Linked DNA regions of Homo sapiens: region 1 is linked to region 2. Evidence: chromatin loops called from intact Hi-C (ENCODE). Cell type or tissue: GM12878. All regions are shown on one strand.

What was found. A loop is a pair of places that touch in the nucleus more often than their neighbours do. Peaks named below come from ENCODE experiments on the same cell type or tissue, not always from the same donor. Only the 100,000 strongest peaks of a DNase experiment are listed, where the experiment ranks them.
Region 1: it touches region 2 in a loop (6-fold over the local background); 11 of 110 quality-filtered maps call a loop at or near these places.

The regions. Positions count from the first base shown.
Region 1 is chr3:131,045,234-131,050,233 of GRCh38, reverse strand. All of the region lies in intron 3 of NEK11 (NIMA related kinase 11), which reads right to left. It overlaps LOC124909434 (a long non-coding RNA gene), which reads right to left and starts at 2,414. Exons shown (of 2, transcript XR_007096086.1): 1 at 1,530-2,414; 2 at 542-1,352. In GM12878, a CTCF peak has its summit at 2,448 (motif pointing left); no DNase peak of the experiment used is centred here.
Region 2 is chr3:132,178,212-132,183,211 of GRCh38, reverse strand. No RefSeq gene overlaps it. Among named protein-coding and RNA genes, the nearest start is that of TRC-GCA6-1, 48 kb to the left of the region's middle. In GM12878, a CTCF peak has its summit at 2,781 (motif pointing right); a DNase peak (open chromatin) is centred at 2,761.

The DNA of each region.
Region 1 (5,000 bases), 1.1 Mb after region 2:
GGCAAAATGATTCCACCTTTAGGTTTTATTTCGTTGTAATAAAGAATTATGAATAATTGATCACTAGGTAATAAATTATTCAGGTAGGCACACAGTTTCCAAGGAATCCTGGAGTGAGTCTGGTTAATGGCAAAGCAGGAGCTTGAGGCAGCTGCTGAGGGGACACCCCCCCATTAACCTCACACTGCAAAGGCATGGGTAGTTAGTGCCTCTCAGTGTGGGCTTTTCAATAGGGGCCATATTAATGCCTTTTGATTTTTTTTTTTTTTTGGACTGAAACACCTGTTTTATTTTCCCAATCTAAACAAAATTTCCTTGACGTTAGTGTTGTCACAAGCAACAACTTTTTTTAAATTGTTTTTGTTATTTATAACATGTAGTTAAAAGTATTCATAGATATATAGTTTAAAAAACAAAAAAATCCTCAGAAGATCTCTACTTTTAGAAAATGCAGTTTGAACAATATCTGGCAAATTTGGAGGATCATATATTATTGTTATAAATGAGGCAATATAGGAAATAAAAACACAAAACTGACATCTTGGTTCTGCATAGTTTATCTGACAAACTCTTGAAATAGATACCGTTTAGTAGAAAATACACGTTTGACAACACTGAGTAACATATATGGGCTAAAGTGGGCTTAACATGCCACTGATGGACACACAAATTAAGCCGTTTGTGGGACATAAGTACAAATACCAATTAAAGAAATGACAAATAATTTTGTAAATTGTCATCTAAAAGCAAGAAGAGTCCCAAAATAAATGACGTATAGAGTGACGATACAAGTGGGCTAAGTCTTAGGATAAAATTTTCATTCTTAAACTCCATACCACTAGGACATATACTGCGTAACTACTGCTGTTTCACAGGACTAGCAACCGTCAATCATCTCTTTGCTAATTGGTACAAAAACTGCACAGAAATTATGTATCTGAAATTGGGTCTCTAAATTCGTCTCTAGATTCTACATAGAACATAATCATGCTGAGTCCATACCATGAGGTCCATTTGTTATTCTACATGGATTTATGCCTTTAATCTACATGGAATGTATAACCAGAGAAAATTTAAAATGTGTTTTAGAACCAAAATACTAAACTAACGAAACTTTTAGCTAACTACAACCAAAAAGCAATCATTGTTATTGTATGTACTATTAATTAGAAAAGGCTATACTAGTTCAAGCCTTAGGTTCGCGAAGTCAAAATGGACACCAAGTCTTCCGTAGGCGGAGCAAGTCAGCAGGCAGCTATCCTCCTTACAGTGCTTCTGTACACAGGTGCCAGCGTCTCAATGCAAGAGCTCAGAAGAGAAGCTCCAAGGTCAGGAGGGCTCTACTCCTTAGGCTGAAGTGACATGTAAATGATGCATCATTCCACTCAGAAATTACTAGCCAGGACACTAGAAAAAGAAATGGTGGATAGGAGGCAGGACTAACTTGCAGCTCCCACTCAGACAGACAGAGCAGCGTGTGAAGACTCATACAGAGAACTTTTGCTCCAAGAACTACCACAGGAACATACCAGGAAAGCGAGAGGATCCACAGATCCTTTGAAGGAAGCGGATTGCTGCTGCAGGCACCTGGAGACAGCCAAAACACTCTGAGTGCCCAAAGTGTGAAAGAGGGATCATCTGCCCCCAAACACACACCCTCACTGGGGAACCTGAAGGTCCAGATCACAGAAGGATCTGACCTTACCTGGAGCTGAGACAAATTTAGAGAGCCAAGTGAAATACAGGTGTAGAAGCAGCAGCAGGAAGAGCCCTGTGGGCACTCTTGGTCCCCAGCGAAGCCGTTTCTGACTTTGTCTCACAGGGGTCCTTGGAGAGGGCTGCCAGAGGAACTGGGAAAAGACCACAGGGAGAAGGAAACTTCCAGCTGAACTTTGTAACCATTTTGACCAAACGCAGTTTCCTGGACAGAACCTGGGGGAGGGGGCGAATAGGGAGTGCAGACACAGCACAGAAGCTGCGGCAGGTGGGGAAACACAGAACCTGAAAGTCCTGCATGCTTTCTCAGCGGGGAGGCTGGTGGCCTGGGGAAAGTTCCCAGCTCTGTTCACCCGCTGCCTGGAAATAAACTCAGTGCTATTGAGAGGGCACGGTAGGAGTAACACTGGCCTTTTGGGATACGTGGGAGCTGCATGAGGCCTGTAACTGCCAGTTTTCTCCCACTTCCCTGGTGACCTGCATGATGCAGCAGAGGCAGCCATAATACCCCTGGAAACATAATCCCACTGGCCTGAGAACCACACCCACATACCCCACAGCAGCCACAGCAAGCCCCACCCAAGAAGAGTCTGAGCTCAGACACACCTAACCTTGCCCCAACCTAATGGTCTTTCTCTACCTGCTCTGGTAGCTGAAGACAAAGGACATATTCTCCTGGGAGCTCTATGGTCCCACCTACCACCTGATCCTTCCTATACTACCACAGCTGATGCTCTCTTGAAAGCGCCACCTTCTGGCTGGAGGCCAACCAACACAAAACTAGTACAATAAACAAAACTACAACCAAGGACCCTCGCAGAGTCCACTTCACTCCCCTGCCACCTCCACTGGAGCAGGTGCTGGGATCCAGGGCTGAGAGACTGAAGATGGTTCACATCACAGGATGCTGTGCAGACACTCCCCACTAGCAGTCCAGAGCCCAGTAGCTCTGCTGGGTGGTTAGATCCAGAAGAGAAATAACAACCACTGCAGGTCAGCTCTCAGGAAACCACATCCCTAAGGGAAAGGGGAGAGCACCACATCAAGGGAGCACCCTCATGAGACAAAAGAATCTAAACAGCAGTCCTTGAGCCCCAGATCATTTCTCTGATGTAGTCTACTCAAAGGAGAAGGCACCAGAAAAACAATCCTGGTAATACGAAAAAACAAAGTGAACACCCCCAAAAGATCACACTAACTCACCAGCAACAGATCCGAACCAAGAAGAAATCTCTGAATTGCCAGAAAAAGAATTCAGGAGGTCAATTATTAGCTAATCGAGAAGGCATCAGAGAAAGGTGAAGTCTAACTTAATGAAATCAAAAAATGATACAAGATATGAAAAGAAAAAACTTCGGTGAAATAGAATACATAATAAAGTGATACTTCTGGAAATGGACACACTTAGAGAAATGCAAAATGCACTGAAAAGTCTCAGCAATAGAATCGACAAGTAGAAGAAAAAACTTCAGACCTTGAAAACAAGACTTTCCAATTAATCTAATCTGAAAAAGACAAAGAAAAAATAATTTTTTTAAAAAGCCTCCAAGAGGTTTGAGATTATGCTAAACAACCAAACCAAAGAATAACTGGTATTTCCAAGAAAGAAGAGAAATCTACAAGTTTGGAAAACATACTTGAGAGAATAATCAAGGAAAACTTACCTGGCCTTGCTAGAGATCTAGGCATCCAAATACGAGAAGCTCAAAGAACACCTAGGTAATTCATTGCAAAAAGATCATCGCCTAGGCACACACTCATCAGGCTGTCTCAAGTCAAGATGAATGAAACTATCTTAAGAGCTGTGAGAAATACCTAATGTAAATGAGGAGTTGATAGGTGCAGCAAACCAACATGGCAAATGTATACTTATGTAACAAACCTGCACGTTGTGCACATGTACCCTAGAACTTAAAGTATAATTAAGAAAAAAAAAAAAGAATCACTTTATTGGAAACCAGATACATATTCTGATTAAGGGGAAAAAAAGAGCTGTGAGGCAAAAGCATCAAGTAACCTATAAAGGAAAACCTATCATATTAACAGCAGATTTCTCAGCAGACACCCTACTAGAAGGGACTGGGACCCTATCTTTAGCCTCCTAAAAGAAAATAATTATCAGCCAGGAATTTTGTATTCAGTGAAACTAAGCTTCATAAGTGAAAAAAAGATACAGTCTTTTTCAGACAAACAAATACTGAGAGAATTCACCACTACCAAGCCAGCACTGTAAGAACTGCTAAAAGGAGTTCTATATCTTGAAAACACATTTTCGCAATACACCAAAATAGAACCTCCTTAAAGCATAAATCTCACAGGACCGATAAAACAAAAACAATGAAAAAATAAAAAGGTATTCAGGCAACAAACCGCATAAGGAATAGAATAGCATGTATCTCAATATTAATGTTGAATGTAAATAACATAAATGCTCCACTTAAAAGACACAGAATGGCAGAATGAAAAAGAATTCACCAACCAACCATCTGCTGTTCTCAGGAGACTCACCTAATGCATAAGAACTCATGTAAACTTAAGGTAAAGGGGTGGAAAAAGATATTCCATGCAAATGGGCACCAAAAGCAAGGAGGAGTAGCTATTCTTATATCAGACAAAACAAACTTTAAAACAACAGCAGTTAAAAAGGACAAAGAGGGACATTATACAATGATAAAAAAAACTTGTCCAAAAGGAAAATATCACAATCCTAAACATACATGCACCCAACACTGGAGCTCCCAAATTTACAAAACAATTACTACTAGACCTAAGAAATGAGATAGACAGCAACACAATAATAGTGGGGGACTTCAACACTCCACTGACAGCAATAGACAGGTCAGCAAGATAAAAAGTTAATAAAGCCACAGGACATACTAACCAGCAACTATAGAATATACATTCTATGCATCAGCACGTGTAACATTCATTCTCCAAGACAGACCATATGATAAGCCATAAAACAGGTCTCAATAAATTGAAGAAAATTGAAATTATATCAAGTATTCTCTCAGATCAAAGTGGAATAAAACTGAAAATCCACTCCAAAAGGAACTCTCAAAACCATGGAAATACATTGAAATTAAATAACCTGCTCCTGAATGAGTGTTGGGTGAACAATAAAATCAAGATGGAAATTTAAAAATTATTTGAAGTATAATAGTGACAAAACCTATCAAAACCTCTGGGATACCACAAAGGCAGTGGTAAGAGGAAAATTCATAGACTTAAATGCCCAAATCAAAAAGTCTAAAAGGGCACAAATAGACAATTGTCGATTTTAG
Region 2 (5,000 bases):
CATTCTGCTTATCAAATGGCTGCCTTTGGGTTCTCATCCAGAACTCTCCTTTAGCTCATTGTCTCCCTGGAAAGTGTTTATTCATTTAAAAAACTCAAGTAAAATATCACCTCCTCTACAAGACATTTTTATAGCCTCTTGTCTTTATTACTAAAAGACTCGTTATTCTAATGGCATTTGTTTTCCCATGTGTCTCTCCCATTAGGCTATGAACAGATTGTGGGTAGGACCTAGTGCTCTTTTCTCTTGTATTGCCAGGACCCACTTTAGCTTCTAGAAACAAATAGAAATGGAATAAATACCTTTAGAAATGAAAGGCCCACATGTACTTCTAATTATTAAACATAATTCAGTTTCATTTGATTTATGTCTGTGTCATTCCTTTCTTTGCACTGACATGTCCTTGCAGAGGGTGATCTGTGTGGCCTCTCCTGGTGGCAAGGCATTCCATGGAAGTGGTTTACAAGAATACTATGAAGTATATCATGAAGGCACATTTGAATTTCCATGTGATTATCACATGGAGATTCCTTTTCCTCAGTGGCCAAGATTATTGATATTTATTATTGCTTCCCACTCTTCAGTTTTCAGTTTATAGCTCCTAATATTTTTTTTTAAGAAATGTGTCTTAAAATCACTGAGGACAGCATTCCATTTACAACCATTGTTACTTGGAAAAATTTGAAAAATAACTTGTTCTTGGTTCAATAATGCTGAGCAATTTACAGGTTTCTCATCCCTTTATAAGAATACTAGAAACAATTCATTTTTTTCTCAGTAAAAACAAGTTTTTCAGTTCAGTCATTGTGAATCCCATACTTGTTCTTCTCAGTGAAGATAATGGACTGAGATAACACCACTTTTCCTGAATGAGAATAAGAGAATCACAGGCAAGTTGCCATTGGATTACTACAGCTTTGATTTGGCTAGAGTTTTCGTAGCTCTCCTCCTTTATATATGATTATAAAAAATTTATGTTTTCTCATTTAAAAGTGTCTTTTAGCCAACTACCTGCTAAGAATCAGAATATAGGAGATTTAAATATCATGAAACAATTAGTGAATGCTGCAGACATTATGCATTACCTTCCTTTAGTCCTTGCTAATAGGACCACAGTATAATTCCTGGCAGCAATATGTCCAGTTTCAATGGAACACTTAGGATTTGTGTAAACATATTATGGCTTTCTGGCTCTCCTTTGCCAGATAATTGCTATCTCTGCCTCCTTGGAAGCTAGGGATAGAACTGGAATGTCAATGTCCTAAAGGAAAAATTCTCTAACTTGGCTGTTCCCACCCCTATTGCTTCTTGCCTTGGGACCTTCAAGTGACAAGTCTATGATAAAACACTGAATCCTTCGGAAGGTGGAGAAAAGGATAGTAGTTACTGAATTTTTGAAGACACATTTCACCTGCTGAGCCACCCATAGATTTTTTTACCTCTGGGTTTTTAAACAGTAAACCATGGATGTCTTTTAAAGTTGAAGCTACTGGCTGTTAGACTTTTTGTTATTTGTAGCCTAATGCACACTGACTGATGTAATAAAAGTGAACATCATATTTCCACATCTGTAACAGCCACAGACTCTAACCCAGGGTAAGGACAAGTCTCTGTCAGATTATGAGGTGCTCCTCTACATTCTCTGCTTAAGTATGTGCCACCCATTTATTTATAAATTCAGCCTACATTCATTTGCTTTTAATACGTGTTCTTTTCTCTGCCATCTAGGATCTTCTGAGCATTTTGTTTAATATTTCCAGATAACAGTGAGTACTAGGTGAGCCTATTTCTATCCCAGCATTATAATGAATACTTTACTTTTCAGACTGTATGACTATCTCTTTGGTCTAAAGCAGTACTATCTAATAGAAATATAATGAGGGTGACATGTAATTTTTCTAAAAGGAGAAAAATACATGTACATTACAATACAACAGTAATATCTTATCCAATGCAATGGTTAGAGTGAAACGTAATCCTACCAAACAATAAAGTTGTGTTTAATGGAAAAAATATTTTGCATTGCTTCAGTTTTAAAATGAAAATTAAATAAAATTAAAATTGTAGTTCCTCCATTGCACCGGCCACATTTCAAGGGCTCAATAGCTACATGTGGCTACTGGCTACTGTATTAGATAGGTCAGACCTATTCTCTAAACTCCTTGAGGGCAGGAACTGTGTTCTATCTAGGTTTTACCTTAGTTACTGCTTCTTCTGGAACCCTTTTCAGGTACTCCAAGATGAGGTTAAGTGCACCTGTTATGTGCTCCTACAGCCCTCTGTGCTAACTTCTATGGTGGGGTGCTTATACAGCCTGTGTTGCAATTACTTATTTCCTTGCAATTACGTTCATTTTCTGAAGATCTGTGTCTGATTCTGTGCACTGGAGTCTGCCCTACTCCCTCAGTCTGGTTGGTGCTAGGGCCTGTCTCGGACTTGCTGAGTTTCTTCTGCCTCCATCAGCAACTGGTTGTATGATCAGCCTCACTGCAGAGGCAATGACTCCACTGGCTTCCTGAGCCTGGGCTCCCCCTGGAGTGCTTCATCATGGCTTATGCCTTATCTTGATTTACATGTTGTGGTCTCCTGATATAGACTGGCCCAAAACCATGCTTGTACAGTCTTGGGATTTCCTGTTTCACCTGCCAGACTAGATTTCCTCCCAAGGCAACCTCAATTTACAATTGTTTGGGTTGTAAGCAACAGGGCACTCCTCCAGGGGATATTTTCTTGTAGTGACTCTAGATGTGAATAGTTATTTTGACAACATTCCAGCAGATGGCAGTAAAGTGTTTTGAGCAAGGGTTACCTTTTTCTAATTTGCACAAGGTCCCCGAATAAACTAGCGTCTGTGCTGCCAGTAGAGCCCACCTGTAAACCTAGCAGAAGATCTAGTTGCAGCTTCTTGCTCCTTTCCTCTCACCCCTTATCCTTGTAGTTAATCACACCTGGCCAGGTATAGAGGAGATGTAGTAAATTGGAAAAGCCTCATATTTGGGGAATGAGATACATTTCTTTAATCTCATTTCCTGTTGCCAAGCATCACAGGATACTGCTGCAGGGACCACCTCCAGCTTGCCTCAGTCCTTGTACTCTGCTTTCATTCCCTTTCTTTCTGTAGTCATGTGTAGACAATGCCTACACTCTAGGATGATTCTGATTAAGCTGCTTGTATGGAGCATCAGTTTCTTTATGGGCACCAATTGTGTTTATCTCTACAGATTGGAGGAACATTCTGTACAGGATTTGTTTTTTAAGAAATCCATTTAAAACCATTAGAAGGAAAGAGCAGAGAAATGAAAGGGCACTATCTAGTGGTTCTAAGAGAAGGAAGGTGCTGAAATGCTTATGATGCTAATTTTCCTTTTAGTCTCAGTTGTCTGGAGTAGAGGAATGGTATCTAATTGTTAGAGATGTGAGAGATCTATAAAGCTGTGAGCATCTCTATCTGCGGAAGTCCATCATCAGGAAAAATGCATTTCTTTAATTACTGGCTCAATGAAGATGCATTTCAAAGTGCATTTGGGAAGGAGAATCTATAACCACCCTCCTGTAGGCCTATACTCCAGCCCTCAACTCAGTAGGTTCCAGGGAAGAAAGCACATCACAACATGTGGCATTCACTCAGTCTGTTCTGTTTCACAGAGCTGACTTTATCCCAGATAACCGCCCCCTTCTCCCCACCTTTTCTGGAAATGCATTTCTGCTTAAGAGAGCAAACTCAGTCATTATCTGGTTTGGTTCCTTTGGGGTTGGACTATTACAGATTATTTTTTGATGGTTTGGGGGTCAACTTGATAGAGGGATACGGCATCATGACATACTGTTCAGGAGAACTGCCTGCTGATTTGGCATGGTGGAAATTTTCTCAACTTTCTTTCTAGAAGCTATGTAACAGATATGGCTAAGGTTAAAGGGAATTTGTCACATTGTGAGACATTTTATGGGTGTGAAATGGTTCTAGCATTGGTATTCATTGTCAAGTAGTTATGTAGCTTTGGAAATTTGTCCTTTTTGGATCCTGCTTCTCTTACATTAAATGTCAGATATGAAAGAGAAATTTCTGGAATTCTGACTTTGCATGTTATGTAATCTGGAACATATTTCCACTGCAAATATTGAACTTCTAAGAGGAAGAATAGCAAATGCCTGGCACTTTGCTGCCACCTTGCCCATGATCAATTCCACTACTCTAATTCTCTTGGTCTAGGCTTAGGTGTGGACTCAGAATCTTTCTCCACACAGTGCCTAGGAGGCCACTACCAATCACTTGAAGTTGACCTTAAAGGTGGAAGCTTCTTGCTGATCCTGGATGGTGAGAATTCAAGGTTCCACACTGTTCATCACATTGAGGTTTCCATTTTCTTATCAGCTTCTAAGGACAATTTGGTTTTCATGGCAACAGTTATCTTCACAGACTCACCAGGATAAACTCTCATATTCAATTTTCAACATATGTCAAGGAATAAATATCTGAATGTGAAAACAAATGAAATGAAATGCAGCAAACAGTAACAATAAGGACAGAGGCTATATCAATATTAATGAATGATGTTTGTGCTATGCTATATTAAGTAGGAGAGAGAGAGGATTTATAAAAAATCTTAAATTTGGTCTGGAAGAGCATCCTCACATCTCAGTATAGGGAAAAAAGTCCCGCTTGGCTAATAACATGTTAGCAGTTCATAGTCTCTTTTCTTCAGGGACAAGAACCACTATGTTCAAGGCCTTACATCCTATGTACGTTTATGCTAATCCTTGAATCTTATTTAAATGCAGTATTATATAGTCAGTACTTATTCATGGTATCCATTTTCACTGGTGATTCTCAGACTTTATGGGTAACAGAATTTCCTAGGGAGTTTAAAAAAATATGATTTTGTGGGCCCCATCTCCACAGAGTTTGACTTAATAGATCTGAGGCGATGCCTAAGAATATGACTTTTAAAATCAAGTCCCTCATATTTCTTAGGTCATAATTTGCAAAATGGTCACCATGC